Linked DNA regions of Homo sapiens: region 2 is linked to region 1. The links are chromatin loops, found by intact Hi-C in ENCODE. Cell type or tissue: PC-3. All regions are shown on one strand.

Region 1 (8,000 bases):
GGACGTTTCCACCCCTCCCAACACTATCTAATAAAGACATCATTCGTCACAACTCTAAATTAAAGAAAGCCCGATCAAACCAGAGGGAGACTTCCACACTCCTCCCCTACCCCGTGGAGATTTTTTCTTTTTTCTGCAGTGTCGAACGCTCCATGAAGGGCTCACCAAATCGCCTAACCTCCCGGCTATCTCTCCCAGACGTATAATAAAATTAATAACCTAAAGTTATATATAAATAAGGACAATTTCGTTGCATTTTTCCCCGCAGGAGGTTGCCCTTTTTTCGTTGCCCAAGAGGAAAATGTTCAGGAAACTACTGTCTCAAACCAATCGATTTTAAAGATACAGTATCCTTTTCTCCGTGTAACGATTTATGCGGAAAATAAATCTCCAAGCTCAAGAGCAAATGAAAAGTTTCACCTCTGGTTCCTGCTTGAGGAACAAAGACCAACTGGGCTTGCCGCCTAGGGGAAAGTGGGGCCGTGGGTATGGGCGAGGGGGCATCTGGCCAGGCGTTGGGCACAATGGAGCAGGGGCGAGTGCTTTCAGCATTGGAGTCACCATTCGGGGGCCTTCTTAGATCCGTCAGGCCGGACAACCGTTCGGATTCGGTGGCCGGGAAATAAATAAGCCAATTCCTTTGGTGACTACCCCCCGCGGATTTCCAGACCCTTAGCTAAATCTAGCCACCCAGAAAGGGGAAAGGGGAAAAAGAAACAATCAACCCAGATGCCCCCGGGGAGGCCAGAGCAGGCATGCACTGGAATTGATACCTTGATGGTGGTTTCGGGCAGGTTGAGTGCCGCGGCCAGCTCGCACCGGCGGGGCCGCGACACATAGTTCTCCCGGTAGAACTCCTTCTCCAGGCGCGCGATCTGCTCGCGGGTGAACGCCGTACGGTAGCGCCGCACTTGATCCGCGCCAGAGCCGGAGCCACCCAGCGCCGCGCTCCCGCCGCTGCCTCCGCTGCCTCCATGCAGGCTTCCGAGGCCTGAGCCCGACGCCGACGTCGTGGTGCCGGCAGCCGAGCCGCTCTCTGCGTACCCTGGCAAACAAACGACCAACAGCGCATGAGTGGCTGTAGGACCAACAGCCCGGCGCTGGCGCTGCGCGCGGATCGGGGAAGCCCCGTCAGGAAGGAGAGTCGCTGCCGGAATTGATGGGGTCTGTCATGCTTACAAATTGCTGCCGTTAATGGAATCAATAAAGTTTGGGGAGCCCTTCATAAGCAAATAATAGAAACGGAATTAGGAGATTTCTTTTTTAATAATTAGAAATTTTCAACCAAGGAGGAAAAGTGGCCGAGGGAAAATGCCTACCTCTGGGCGCAGTTTGGGAAGCTCTGGGTTTCCCATGGTCTGGAGACCGCAGGGCAGCTTTTTATACGGCCTCTAACCTTTATCTGAGTCTTCGGGGTTTCAAATATTTTAAGAGTTCCAACACAGCAGTAGCTCAAACCCAAGCCAATAGGGGGTGAAATATACTTTTCAACTCTTTCTCCCGCTGACCTAAACAGAGACGCCGGCGAGGCTTCCTCCGACTTACCCAGAAGAATGCCCCCTCCAGCCCTGAGGGCACAGGGGCAGGGGAGTTCAGAGTAGTTGCCCAGGGTACCTTTCCCAAAAGCAACTCGGCTGCTGACTAGGGGTCTACCGGCTCGCTCGGGCTCTTAGACACGAGCGCAGAAACATTTTCTCGGACTCAGGAGCGAGGGCGGGTGGGCCTGGTGTTCCAGGCTCCGCAGGCCTGAGCCTGGCGGGAAAGCTCAAGGAGCAGAACTGGAAGGCACGGTCCCAGACATGCGTCCCGCCCCCGCCCGTGCTAGCTCGGTGTAGCTTGCCTGTGGAGGGTCTGAGAGGGGAAAAGGCACCGGGAAAGGCTGGCGGGGGCCGCGGAGGAGCAAAGAGGATGGGACTGGAGAGCGCGGTGCGGCCGGCGCGGTTACCTTTGCCATTGTTTTCCTTAAGCTGAGCGGCGCCGAGGCCCCCGGGGGAGCGAAGCGCGGAGCAGCCCACCTCCACGTCGCTGCTCATGTCGGCCTCAGCGGCCGCCTCTGAATAATGGCCCGGCTTCTTGCGGCTCTCGGCGGCGGAGGAGATTTCGGAGGAGACGGTGCTTTCGCTGCCCGTGTGCTGCAGGTTGAACAAAGTGTCTATTTCGAATTTGCCCTTGGCGGGGAGTTCTCCCAGAGCGCTGTGCAGGGGGGCAGACGGCAGGCGCGGGCTTAGGCGAGCCGGGTGCTGCGAATTTTCCAGGGCCTCGAGCACAGCATTGCCAGCCGAGTTGGACAAATTGGAGAATCTCTTGCCCGCCGTAGGGCTGTGCAGCCCTCTCTCCATCAGAATCATCTCTTTTCTTATTCTTTCCATCATCTCAGCTTTCTTAAAAATGTCACAGTGGCCCTGCTGTCCCGTCCTAATGATAGGCTGCGCCTAGGGCTAATTCTCATTCAGCCCCAGCGAACGCCTCTAAATATTATTATCGCTTTCGGAGGGAGGCGGAAAAATTGTGGGATGCCAGAGCGAGGGAATGACTGGTCAAAATGACCCATACATCCTTCCGATCCCGAGATGTCATTCATCAAAAAGTAGCGCCCGCTCGTCATTAAGGTACGAATGACGCTGTTCGAATAATCATTTATTGTAACAGGTTTATAAGCAAATAAATACACCCTCCTGTCAGTGGGTAATGAAGGCAGCTTCAGAGCAGACAAATAGATCCAGGTAGGAGGCGAGAAGAGACAAGTGAGGAGGAAGGCTCCGGTCCTTTGCCCGCTCCGAGCCAGTTCTGCTCGCCCGGGGGTTTGGCCTCGGGGGTGAAATTGACAGTCTGATTAATAGAGCGCGCCGCGGCACATTTCCCCCTTCATTTAGGGGCATCATTACGCTCTCAGTTTGCTAGGTTGCCCCTTAGGTCCTAATCATGCAGCGCCTTCTTCATTTTTCCTTGGACACAGATACGTATTAAATAATAGATAATGGTTTGACTTTCCAGAGTAGGTCCTCGGGAAGGTTTGGTTTTTTTTTTTTTTTTTTTTTTTTTTTTTACCATTTACAAGCTGGGGGCATAAGTGGGGGGAGATAAGGGGGAGGATGCAGGAAGAGTTGCGTAAGGAGAAGACCTTGCGCCTCTCCTATCTGGATTACTTATCTTTCGGATTTCGGAACCAAATATGTATTTTATTTAACAAATAGGACGCCGGAGTTCTTTCCCTCCCTATTTCTTCACCTCAGCCTAAATGCTCTCCTCCCACCCCGGGAGAGAGAGAGAGCGGAAGAGAGGGAGAGAGGGAGAGAGGGAGAAAGGGAGAGGGAGACGGAGTGAGAGAAAGAGAGAGAGAGAGAGAGAGAGAAATAGAAATATCCTAGAGTTTTGAAAGCGCTTTCTTGCTACGTGGCCGCGGAGGTGCATTGGGCCCGCGCCTCCAAACGGAAATCATTAGGTCCTCTCTGATTTTCTAACACCGTCTGCAGAGTGAGATCTGAACTCGAAGTCCCCGGTTTTTTACTTTTATAATCCTGCTGATAGAAAGCCTTCTCGCCTACGCATTTTCCTGAGGGGAAACGAACTAGGCTGGACGATTTGATAGCAGAATTCGACAGCTAACTTTAAACACAGTGGAGATTTACAGCGCCATACGGGCGCTCCGAATCCACGCTCACGTTGCCAGATTTTCCCCTCCCTCCTCAAATAGAATTATTTGCGGCAAAGGCGCTGGATTTCGAGGTCAAAAGAGGAAAGAGGAGACAGCCTTCTTCCCCTACCTCCCCGCTGCCCTCCCTTCCCCTTTGCTTTTCTTCCTTCTCTCTTTCCTCCCCTCATCAACCCCAGCCCCTTACCTGCGGCCACAGGTATTCCCAGCGTTGGGTCCGGGCGCAGAGAGTCGCCGAACAGCCTTACAGCAGCTCTCTGCGGCCTGGGCTTGGAGGCTGAGCCTCTTGGCGACAACTTTGATAGTCATAATGACGCCGGTGGCAACCATTTTAACGAAGATCAATCTTCACTCCAGGCCGCTCCTCATCTCCCGCGGTTGCGCCCACCCTTCCCTGACCCTCCAAGCACTGTGCCCACCCGCCAACGGCCCAGCCGGAGAGAGATTCGCGGACACAGGCGGAGGCGAGGGAGGACGGGGATGGGACGCGGAGGTCCGCCCGTGAGCTTCTGAAGCGGCTGAGAGACCCTGACAATCTGGGCGCTGGGCGCGGGTCCTGCATCCCCACATTTAGCCTCAATCCGAACCCCAACCAGGGCCCCCTCTTCTTTCTGCCGACACACCCAGAACATTGGGGTGTGTTAGGGGGCAAGCTCGAGATCTATTCGCCTATAGCTCTTGGCGCTTTCCTTTTAACCTTAGACCCGTTGGGGGCGCATCAGGAATGTAAGGGGAAGCGAGGTGTGAAGTATATTTATATACATATATACACACATATAGTCAATGCCAAAAGTTTATCTTCTGTTCCCCTCGGCGCCAACTTATTTCAACAACGCGAGCTTTGCTTAGAAAATCAATTCCACATCTTTAAGGTAATAAACGGAAAGCTCGATAGGCAGGCGGTGCCTGGGGGAACGGGGAACCGGCGGGGAACGCAGAGTGGGCATCCAGCGCACCGGGACTGGGACTTGACCCAGCGTCCACCTCTGCCCCTGCCCCATTGGCCACCCAGCTCCGAGCTCCCTGAGTTCTCATTGCGCCGGCTTTGGGGCCATCAGCGCGGTGGGAGTCCAGCCCTGCCAACGCCCCCACCTGCTCCCTCCCTGCTCCGCAGCCCGGATGCCCAATTCTGCCATGCCTGGCAGTCGCTGCTCCTGTGACCCAGGAAGGGTCCCCCTACCCAGTCCTCGCTTGCTCCAGGGACTGAATGGGACACCTTGGTTCAGGCTCGGGTCGTGCTGGGGTGGTGGGGGTGGGAAGTGGTGCGAGACCCTGGCGGGAGTGTGGGTGAACCGAGGCACTGCTTGGGTGGAAATCCGTGGATGCCTTTATTGCTGTCGTTTGGCGCCCCCATCTGTTTTCCTCGCGGTTTCGGCTGCTGTGAGTTGGTTTTCAAGTCGGAGACGCAGTCACTGGGGACTAAGGTGAGGACTGACGACCCCTTCCTCTATCACTCAGCCCGAGGCTCTCCCACATCTTCCCTTCCTCTGGGACCCGACGCCTCTGGTCCCAAAGGCTGCGCCAAACCGGACCTCAGTCTGTCGAAAGGGAAAACACTATTTCTCAGCAGCACCTTCATTCATTAGTGGCTTTGAAAACTATTTTTGCACCTTTTAAATGACACTGATAGTGCATTTCTAGCACGTTTATTACAAAAAACATGTCAGAGACATGTCAGCGAAACTACTCACAGTAAAAGACACCTATAATGTTTCCACTAAACTGGGTGTAGCAGGCAATAATGTTTCATGAGGTACAGTGACCATTCCATTCCAATATTTAATGTCCCTTAATTTATTTAGAGATTCCACGCCCACTAGTAGTAATATTGGCTAACTTATACAAAACTCTTACTTTGCAATTCCAAGTGCTTTTTACATGTTATCTCAGCTAAGGTTCACAGTAACTCTGTGAGATTTAAACTATTATCCCTTTTCCAGAGATTATGAGCCAGAGGGGTTCAGGGACTTGTGATTTAAACTTATCTCCGATGATAAAGTCAAAAGTGTTGTTTAAAGCCTTGGGCAGCATTTTTTAGGTTAATTCTCTCATTTTGCATATGCCTTATGTAAATACAGGCCTACCTCAAAAACATTGAACCTATATAGAGGGTAGTAAGAAGAGTGCAGTTCTGTTGATTTGTGTGTGTATTTTGTTGTAGTTGTTGTTGGTGGTGGTTTTTGTTTGTTTTGTTTGTTTGTTTGTCTGTTTGTTTTTGAGACAGAGTCTCACACCGTTGCCCAGGCTGGAGTGCAATGGCAAGATCTCAGCTCACCGCAACCTCCGCCTCCCGGGTTCAAGCGATTTTCCTGCCTCAGCCTCCTGAGCAGCTGGGATTACAGGCATACGCCACCACGCCCGGCTAATTTTTGTAGTTTTAGTAGAGACAGGATTTCACCAAGTTGGCCGGGCTGGTCTCGAACTCCTACCTCAGGTGATCCGCCTGTCTCGACCTTCCAAAGTGCTGGGATTATAGGCGTGAGCCACTGCGCCCCTCCCTGTTGATGCTTTTTGATGAAATACCCAAACTTGCACGTCTCCCAGAATGTGAAGGCCAAGGCTGGGAACAGGCCTGTCAAATGTTCCGGGTGGTTTGATGCAGCCTCTGTGACCGTCAAGGCCTCTTACCCACTACCAAGGTACAGAACCCACTAGATAAAACAAGTCAAGAATCCAACCCAAGCCCGCATGCTTTGGCAGAAATTTTTAAGATGGGGTGGGGAGTACAGGAAGGACTTCCTTCGCATGGACTGAAAAGCCCTTTTTGTTCTAAAGGAGTAATGACTTTGAAGAGGCCTAATTTTTTGGTTAGGTTTCCAGACTAAATATTTGTTTCTTGAGCAGCAGCGGGTCCTCTGAGGTGAAGTGGTAAACACTTTTGGCCTATGACTGCAGGTAATAAAAATCTGTCCGGGCTGCCCGAGGGGAGGGGCGCCGGTAAAGCCGTAGCTGCAGCGAAGCCCCGCGTCTGCCGCTGCCGGAGCCTGGCTCTCCTCTTACGCGGGGGGCTGCGGGCAATTGGGGCCGACAACTTGCGGTCCCGCCTTGGGACGCATGCTTGCTCGAGAGCTGGGGCTGCAGGGTGCAGTGGGACAGTAGGACCGCGAAAGCCTGGGCTTCGAGCCTCGGGCTCCCTGTCTTCAGGCGAAGTGCGGTTTCCACGGGTGCAGGTTTCGCTGCATAAGGGAAGACTCAGATTTCGAGCCCTCGGCAGGCCAGCTTCTAGCTCTCTGTCCCTTCCGGGTCTCTCCGGTTGCTTCTGTCTTTCCTCCTCCCACTCCCGTCGCAATCCCGCGCCCCACGGAGGAAGGTCGTGGTGCGGGAGTTGGGGGATACTTTCTTCCTGGGCTCGGTCTACGCAGACCCATCGCCTGCCTCGAGTTCCTGTGCCCTCAGACGCCACGGGAAAACTTGCAGGGACATCTAGCGCCAGGCGTGGGGAACTGCGCGCCGCCGGGCCGGGAAGTGGAGCCGAACACTGCCCCTCCGCCTCCCTTTCGGCTCCCCCCTTCGTGCTTGGGCACTTTCCTCACCTTCATCCCTTTGCCCTGCCGGTAAGGACAATGTGGATTCCCCATAGAGACAATGGACTCTGCGGAATGGAGATAGGTAGGTAGACAGACATTTTCTTTTATCTCAAGCTACCGACAGAGTGAGAATTTACTGGACTTCCCAGTAGTTTTGCTAGGGAAGTGTATTCCAAGGACAACCCCTCACCTTGAAATGTCGGATAAAACTTCAGCAAATTAGGGTCCCAGCTTTTATTTTCCAAAAAAAGGCAACAAGTTACTCTGGGCCTCTGGCTCCTGCCCCACCCTCCTGCGTCCCTTTCACAGTGAGATTAGTGCTTCTCTTCAAAGGAAAGAATCCTCACTGTGTTTAATTTTTTCCAAGGCTGGAGAAGTTCTCTCCATCCCAAAGAAGGGCCCGCTGTCCTGCATGAGGCAAACCTGGTTCCACCAAATAATGTTTCTGATTTGGAGGGGGTTTGGAACTGTTGTTGCTGCAAACGATTTTCATTTGATAAAGCCTAATCGTGTTGTGAAACCCAAACGGAATATGTCTCAAAGGTAGAAAGTACTCAAATGTGGCTTCCACTGTCTAGCTGTTGCTAGGGTCCCCTTTTTTCACAATAGGTTTGGTTTGTTGTTGTTGTTGTTGTTGTTGTTTCTTTTGATATCTCCAGGCTGAGTAAAACTGGGTGTTGCCTGGAGAGGGAAAATTAGCTCCAAAGTTGGCAGAACACAGATTTGGTTAAGAACACTGTCCAGCCACTTCTGCTAGACTTAAGATTTTACTTTGGAATTAAGACTCTATTTCTACACCAAATATTTGGCTTCTTACAAGT
Region 2 (8,000 bases), 120 kb before region 1:
ACCCAGAATTTCATATCCAGCCAAACTAAGCTTCATAAGTGAAGGAGAAATAATATCCTTTACAGACAAGCAAATGCTGAGAGACTTTGTCACCACCAGGCCTGCCTTACAAGAGCTCCTGAAGGAAGCACTAAACATGGAAAGGAACTAACGGTACCAGCCACTGCAAAAACATGCCAAATTGTAAAGACTATTGATGTTTGGAAGAAACTGCGTCAACTAACAAGCAAAATAACCAGCTAACATCATAACGACAGGATCAAATTCACATATAACAATATTAACCTTAAATGTAAATGGGCTAAATGCCCCAATTAAAAGACACAGACTGGCAAACTGGATAGAGTCAAGACCCATCAGTGTGCTGTATTCAGGAAACCCATCTCATGTGCAGAGACACATATAGGCTCAAAATAAAGGGATGGAGGAAGATCTACCAAGCAAATGGAAAACAAAAAAAAAAGCAGGGGTTACAATTCTAGTCTGTGAGAAAACAGACTTTAAACCAACAAAGATCAAAAGAGACAAAGAAGGCCATTACATAATGGTAAAGGAGTCAATTCAACAAGAAGAGCTAACTATCCTAAATATATATGCACCCAACACAGGAGCACCCAGATTCATAAGGTAAGTCCTTAGCAACCTACAAAGAGACTTACACTCCCACACAATAATGGGAGACTTTAACACCCCACTGTCAATATTAGACAGATCAACGAGACAGAAGGTTAACAAGGATATCCACGACTTGAACTCAGCTCTGCACCAAGCTGCCTTAATAGGGATCTACAGAACTCTCCACCCCAAATCAACAGAATATACATTCTTCTCAGCATCACATCGCACTTACTCCAAAATTGATCACATAGTTGGAAATAAAGCACTCCTCAGCAAATGTAAAAGAACAGAAATCACAACAAACTGTCTCTCAGACCAGGGTGCAATCAAATTAGAACTCAGGATTAAGAATCTCACTCAAAACCACACAACTACATGGAAACTGAACAACCTGCTCCTGAATGACTACTAGGTAAATAACAAAATGAAGGCAGAAATAAAGATGTTCTTTGAAATCAATAAGAACAAAGACACAACATATCAGAATCTCTGGGACACATTTAAAGCAGCGTGTAGAGGGAAATTTATAGCACTAAATGCCCACAAGAGAAAGCAGGGAAGATCTAAAATCGACACGCTAACAACACAATTAAAAGAACTAGAGAAGCAAGAGCAAACACATTCAAAAGCTAGCAGAAGGCTAGAAATAACTAAGATCAGAGCAGAACTGAAGGAGATAGAGACACAAAAAAACCCTTCAAAAAATCAATGACTCCAGGAGCTGGTTTTTGAAAAGACCAGCAAAATAGATAGACCACTAGCAAGACTAGTAAAGAAGAAAAGAGAGAAGAATCAAATAGACACAATAAAAAATGATAAAGGGGATATCACCACTGATCCCACAGAAATACAAACTACCATAAGAGAATACTATAGACACCTCTATGCAAATAAACTAGAAAATCTAGAAGAAATGGATAAATTCCTGGACACATACACCCTCCCAAGACTAAACCAGGAAGAAACTGAATCCCTGAATAGACTAATAACAGGCTCTGAAATTGAGGCAATAATAGCCTACCAACCAAAAAAATTACAGGACCAAATGAATTCACAGCTGAATTCTACCAGAGGTACAAAGAGAAGCTGGCACCATTCCTTCTGAAACTATTCCAAACAATACAAAAGGAGGGAATCCTCCCTAACTCATTTTATGAGGCCAGCATCAGCCTGATACCAAAGCCTGGCAGAGACACAACAAAAAGAAGTTTAGACCAATATCCCTGATGAACATCGATGCGAAAATCCTGAATAAAATACTGGTGAACTGAATCCAGCAGCACATCAAAAAGCTTATGCATGATGATCAAGTTGGCTTCATCCCTGGGATGCAAGGCTGGTTCAACATATGCAAATCAATAAATGTAATCCATCACACAAACAGAACCAAAGACAAAAACCACATGATTATCTCAATAGATGCAGAAAAGGCCTTCGACAAAATTCAACAGCCCTTCATGCTAAAAACTCTCAATAAACTAGGTATTGATGGGACGTGTCTCAAAATAATAAGAGCTATTTATGACAAACCTACAGCAAATATCATATTGAATGGGCAAAAACTGGAAGCATTCCCTTTGAAAACTGGCACAAGGCAGGGATGCCCTCTCTCACCACTCCTATTCAACATAGGGTTGGAAGTTCTGGCCAAGGCAATCAGGCAGGAAAAAGAAATAAAGGGTATTCAATTAGGAAAAGAGGAAGTCAAATTGTCCCTTTTTGCAGATGACATGCTTGTGTATTTAGAAAACCCCATCATCTCAGCCCAAAATCTCCCTAAGCTGATAAGCAATTTCAGCAAAGTCTCAGGATACAAAATCAATGTGCAAAAATCACAAGCATTCTTATACACCATTAACAGACAAACAGAGAACCAAATCATGAGTGAACTCCCATTCACAATTGCTTCAAAGAGAATAAAATACCTAGGAATCCAACTTACAAGAGATGTGAATGACCTCTTCAAGGAGAACTACAAACCACTACTCAACGAAATAAAAGAGGACACAAACAAATAGAAGAACATTCCATGCTCATGGATAGGAAGAATCAATATCGTGAAAATGGACATACTGCCTAAGGTAATTTATAGATTCAATGCCATCCCCATCAAGCTACCAGTGACTTTCTTCGCAGAATTGGAAAAAACTATTTTAAAGTTCATATGGAACCAAAAAAGAGCCTGCATTGCCAAGACAATCCTAAGCAAAAAGAACAAAGCTGGAGGCATCACACTTCCTGACTTCAAACTATACTACAAGGCTACAGTAACCAAAACAGCATGGTACTCGTACCACAACAGATATATAGACCAATGGAACAGAACAGAGGCCTCAGAAATAACACCACACATCTACAACCATCTGATCTTTGACAAACCTGACAAAAACAAGAAATGGGGAAAAGATTCCCTGTTTAATAAATGGTGCTGGGAAAACTGGCTAGCCATATGCAGAAAGCTGAAACTGCATCCCTTCCTTACACCTTATACAAAAATTAATTCAAGATGTATTAAAGACTTAAATGTTAGACCTAAAACCATAAAAAACCTAGAAGAAAACCTAGGCAATACCATTCAGGACACAGGCATGGGCAAGGACTTCATGTCTAAAACACTAAAAGCAATGGCAACAAAAGCCACAATAGACAAATGGGATCTAATTAAACTAAAGAGCTTCTGCACAGCAGAAGAAACTACCATCAGACTGAACACGCAATCTACAGAATGGGAGAAAATTTTTGCAATCTACCCATCTGACAAAGGGCTAATATCCAGAATCTACAATGAACTCAAACAAATTTACAAGAAAAAAACAAACAACCCCATCAAAAAGTGGGCGAAGGACATGAACAGACACTTCTCAAAAGAAGACATTTATGCAGCCAAAAAACACATGAAAAAATGCTCATCATCACTGGCCATCAGAGAAATGCAAATCAAAACCACAATGAGATACCATCTCACACCAGTTAGAATGGCAATCATTAAAAAGTCAGGAAACAACAGGTGCTGGAGAGGATGTGGAGAAATAGGAACACTTTTACACTGTTGGTGGGACTGTAAACTAGTTCAACCCTTGTGGAAGTCAGTGTGGCGATTCCTCAGGGATCTAGAACTAGAAATACCATTTGACCCAGCCATCCCATTACTGGGTATATACCCAAAGGACTATAAATCATGCTGCTATAAAGACACATGCAGATGTATGTTTATTGCGGCATTATTCACAATAGCAAAGACTTGGAACCAACCCAAATGCCCAACAATGATTGACTGGATTAAGAAAATGTGGCACATATACACCATGGAATACTATGCAGCCATAAAAAATGATGAGTTCATGTCCTTTGTAGGGACATGGATGAAATTGGAAATCATCATTCTCAGTAAACTATCACAAGAACAAAAAACCAAACACTGCATATTCTCACTCATAGATGGGAATTGAACAATGAGAACACATGGATACAGGAAGAGGAACATCACACTCTGGGGACTGTTGTGGGGTGGTGGCGGGGGAGGGATAGCATTGGGAGATATACCTAATGCTAGATGACAAGTTAGTGGGTGCAGTGCACCAACATGGCACATATATACATATGTAACTAACTTGCACATTGTGTACATGTACCCTAAAACTTAAAATATAATAAATAAATTAATTAATTAAAAAAAAAGAAAAGAACAAAGACAAAAGTCATTGCAAACTCAGAATATCTTTTCCCATGCCAGTCTGGGGAATATTTTATGTAACCACTTAATATAATGACGGTTAAAATTTTATATAACATTTAATGATGTAATAGTAATGACTTCATTAATAATATGGTAATACAAGCTCAAAAATAGTTAACATTACACAGCGATAATTCAATTTTCATTTTTCTTATTTCTAAATTATTTTATTCTAAAGTGTTATTTTAGAAAAAACAAAATTTCACAGAAATCATAACATTTTTCAAAAATAAAACATAAAAATGTAAGGATTTTCATAATAACAGATATTCCAAGAGACTATTATTTGAAAGTGGGAAATATTTACAAAATATTGATGAAATTATTTAAATTTTAAAAGATTAAAACCAATGATATATTTAATCTCAATACATATTTGACATCCTAACTTAACATATTCCCATAAAATCAAAATGAAATAAAATTATTGCCATCCACCCTAAGTCATATCCCAAATTACCAAATATAAATTTACACAGAAGCATTCTACATAAGTTTTTGCACACCTCCAACACACTTTTGAACTCACTTGGGTAATTATGGATCTTTCCAACAGCAGCAGCAGTTTCTACTAAGTTATTTACCTTGTCCAGGTCTTGCAGTTACAGCTGCTCCAGCAGATGGCGGCTCACACTCCTGTCAATTATAATAATGTTATTACAGTGACCTATTACAATGTGTAATTTATAATAAAATAGTAGTGATATCACAGTCTTACCTTTGCTTTCTTTGAGTCCGGATCAAACCTTTCAAGAATTAATTTAGCCGTCTTGTAAGTTTCTTTTTCCATGACTTCTTCAAGCTACGAACAAAAATTTCCATAAATTGTCACACTTCAAAACACACACTACTTATTTGTATAAGTCCTATTCAAAAAGGTTTAAATATCCTTAATATATCCAAATAGAATGAAAGACTTCCTACATTCGAATAATTAAAATCCAGATTTTAAAATGGCTTCTAACCTCTAATATGTTACTTGTACTTAACAGTTTTACTGCAAGGAAATACCAAATATTGCTAATTGTTTACATATAATGAGGAGAATAATTACATGCACCAACTTCAATAATGGAATGTGCAAAAATCTATCAGCCATCATTATTGGAAGTTATTAGACATGACAAGCAAATGACAGGCAATTCCTCAGATTTATTTCCTCATAGCACTTAATGCTATTAATTTAAAGAAGGTCGTTAGCCAAGAGCTTTACAAAATAAAATCTCTGTGCCAATTAACTGCTGTCAGCATCGATTTTAGATTATTTATTAGCAGAAGCAATTAGCTTGCTGCAAATGCAGTGAAAACTCACTAACTGGGAGAACAGCCATGGAATTTGCTCAAATGACTTTAAAAGATAACCCTCACCTCTTTTTTACTTAGACTCAAACAACTTTAGAGGAAAAAACTGAGCACAGAATTTAAGCAAAAATTTTACTGAGTTCTATGTTCACACTAGGGACTATAATTAAATCACTTCATTATTGTAACGTTTTATTTACCATGCACTCAAGTCACTTTATAACTTAATACATGGGTTTAACTTAAAATATAATCACTAGTAAAGTATCACTAGCAGTTACGGCTAGTTCAACATCAGAAAAAGTTGAACTTTAGTACAAGACAGTCATAGTAATGACAAATTACCTAATATGTAGGATAAAGTGCTTTTGCAAAAATTGGAAAAGAACCTTTTCTTTCTCAGTGACCACTGATAACCACTAAGATTCATTAAATGTCATATTCATTCCAAAGGACATTTATTTTAAAATGCAACCCAAAGCACATTTACTGAGTTAAAAATATGCTGCCACAATAGCAGTTAACAGATTCCTCATTAAACACTCAATTCGACATTTAAGAGGTAGGTACTTAGATGAATGATTTATTAGCCTTGCCTTGGTTTAATGAAACTAAAATATTTTCCTATTTCAAAATTATTATAAATTCTCAAAATAAACAAGTTGACTTTTCTGATGTAAAGGAGATGTTTATAGTATCACTTTAGAGTTAGAAAAAAAAAAACTAGGAACAGAGGTAGAAAGAGGGCATAATAAAATACATCCCCAAATCAACATAATCTACATGGAATATCAAAGAAGCAAATCCCTGATCTCTACACATTAGACTTTTGATTTTTTAGCAGTGTTGTGCAGTAAAACTTTATGTAATGATGAAAATGGTCTATGTCAGCGTAATAGTAGCCACTAAGCCCTATGTGATAAATGAGCACTTAAAATGTTGCTTGTGCAACTGGGGAACTGAATTTGTACTTTTGTTTTGTTTCATTTTGTTTTGTTTTAGATGGAGTCTCACTCTGTCACCCAGGCTGGAGTGAGTGGTTTCGGCTCACTGCAGCCTCCACCTCCCAGGTTCAAGCGATTCTCTGCCTCAGGCTCCCAAGTAGCTAGGATTACAGATGCGCGCCACCACACCCGGCTAGTTTTTGTATTTTTAGTAGAGACGAGGTTTCGCCATGTTGGCCAGGCTGGTCTCGAACTCTTGGCCTCAAGTGATCCACATACCTCAGCCTCCCAAAGTGCTGGGATTACAGGTGTGAGCCACTGCGCCCAGCTGTAGTTTTATTTCATTTTAAATAATGTAAATGTAAACAGTCATACTGATTTGGACAGATAACTCTAGACTAAAACTACTACTAGGTTTAAAAAGATTAAACTGTGATCTTTAAAACAACACACAAAACTCCAAACCAAAATGCTACTTTATCGAATGATTGCATTCCTGGTAGATTATTCAGCAAGTATTCAAGTGTATCTATGTTTTTATTTATCTTAAATAAAATCAGTTTTTAAGTACTAAAAGATACAAATCTATTTCCCATTTTTTGCATTTACTTCTAACAAAATATTTTCATATAATAGCTTAATTAACACACATCCATACAACATTTAAGTAATAATATGTTTTAAATACACTGTTCAGTGCAAAGAACATGAATTTGAAACTTCAAAGTGAGAAAAGATCTGGGTTCAACGCACATTTCTATTCTTAGAAGATTGTTAGCACTTTGTCAGCCTCAGTTTCTCCTCTGCATAGATATTTTAATACTTTCTTCATAGCACTACTGTGCAATTTAAAAAAATATAATGTAGGAGAAAGAGTCCACAACAGTGCCTAAAATATTAACATAATTTTCAGAGACATCTCAATTACTCAGAATGGGCCTGAAACAAACTATTTCCAAAAACTCAACATATTAACCTCAAGATTCAGGAACAAGAAACTAGAATTCTTGAGAATTCTCTCATTCAAGCTTGTCCAACCCTTAGCCACCAGCCACATGTGGCCCAAGATAGCTTTGAATGCAGCCCAAAACAAATTCGTAAACTTTAAAACATTATAACATTTTTTTGCAATTTTTTATTTTTGAGCTCATCAGCTATCGTTAGTGTTAAAGAATGAATCATTTTTCTGTAATACGGTTGTACTAAAGGTTTTAGGGGCTTTTTTATTTTAAAAGATAGAATAATAAATACATGATTCTATTAAGAGTCAACATTGTGATGAGTTATATTTCTATAACATGTAAAAATTATTTCTACTGGATACAGCCATTACATCATAGAAAACATTAAAAGGGCACACTAGCACAAAATAAATGTGAAAAAAACTTTTTAAGTTTTGA

Evidence for each region. Peaks named below come from ENCODE experiments on the same cell type or tissue, not always from the same donor. Only the 100,000 strongest peaks of a DNase experiment are listed, where the experiment ranks them.
Region 2: it touches region 1 in a loop (19-fold over the local background); 8 of 110 quality-filtered maps call a loop at or near these places.

What each region holds. Positions count from the first base shown.
Region 1 is chr2:176,081,405-176,089,404 of GRCh38, forward strand. It overlaps EVX2 (even-skipped homeobox 2), which reads right to left and starts at 2,558. Exons shown (of 3, transcript NM_001080458.2): 1 at 1,946-2,558; 2 at 774-1,045. The coding sequence starts at 2,372. It also overlaps a transcript of HOXD13 not described here. RefSeq lists enhancers at 1,317-1,932, 4,383-5,207. In PC-3, CTCF peaks have their summits at 4,995, 7,090 and 7,289; no DNase peak of the experiment used is centred here; H3K4me3 peaks cover 1,931 bases; H3K27me3 peaks cover 3,092 bases.
Region 2 is chr2:175,959,434-175,967,433 of GRCh38, forward strand. It overlaps LNPK (lunapark, ER junction formation factor), which reads right to left. Exons shown (of 13, transcript NM_030650.3): 7 at 5,073-5,156; 8 at 4,939-4,990. Among named protein-coding and RNA genes, the nearest start is that of LNPK, 39 kb to the right of the region's middle. In PC-3, a CTCF peak has its summit at 4,968 (motif pointing right); no DNase peak of the experiment used is centred here.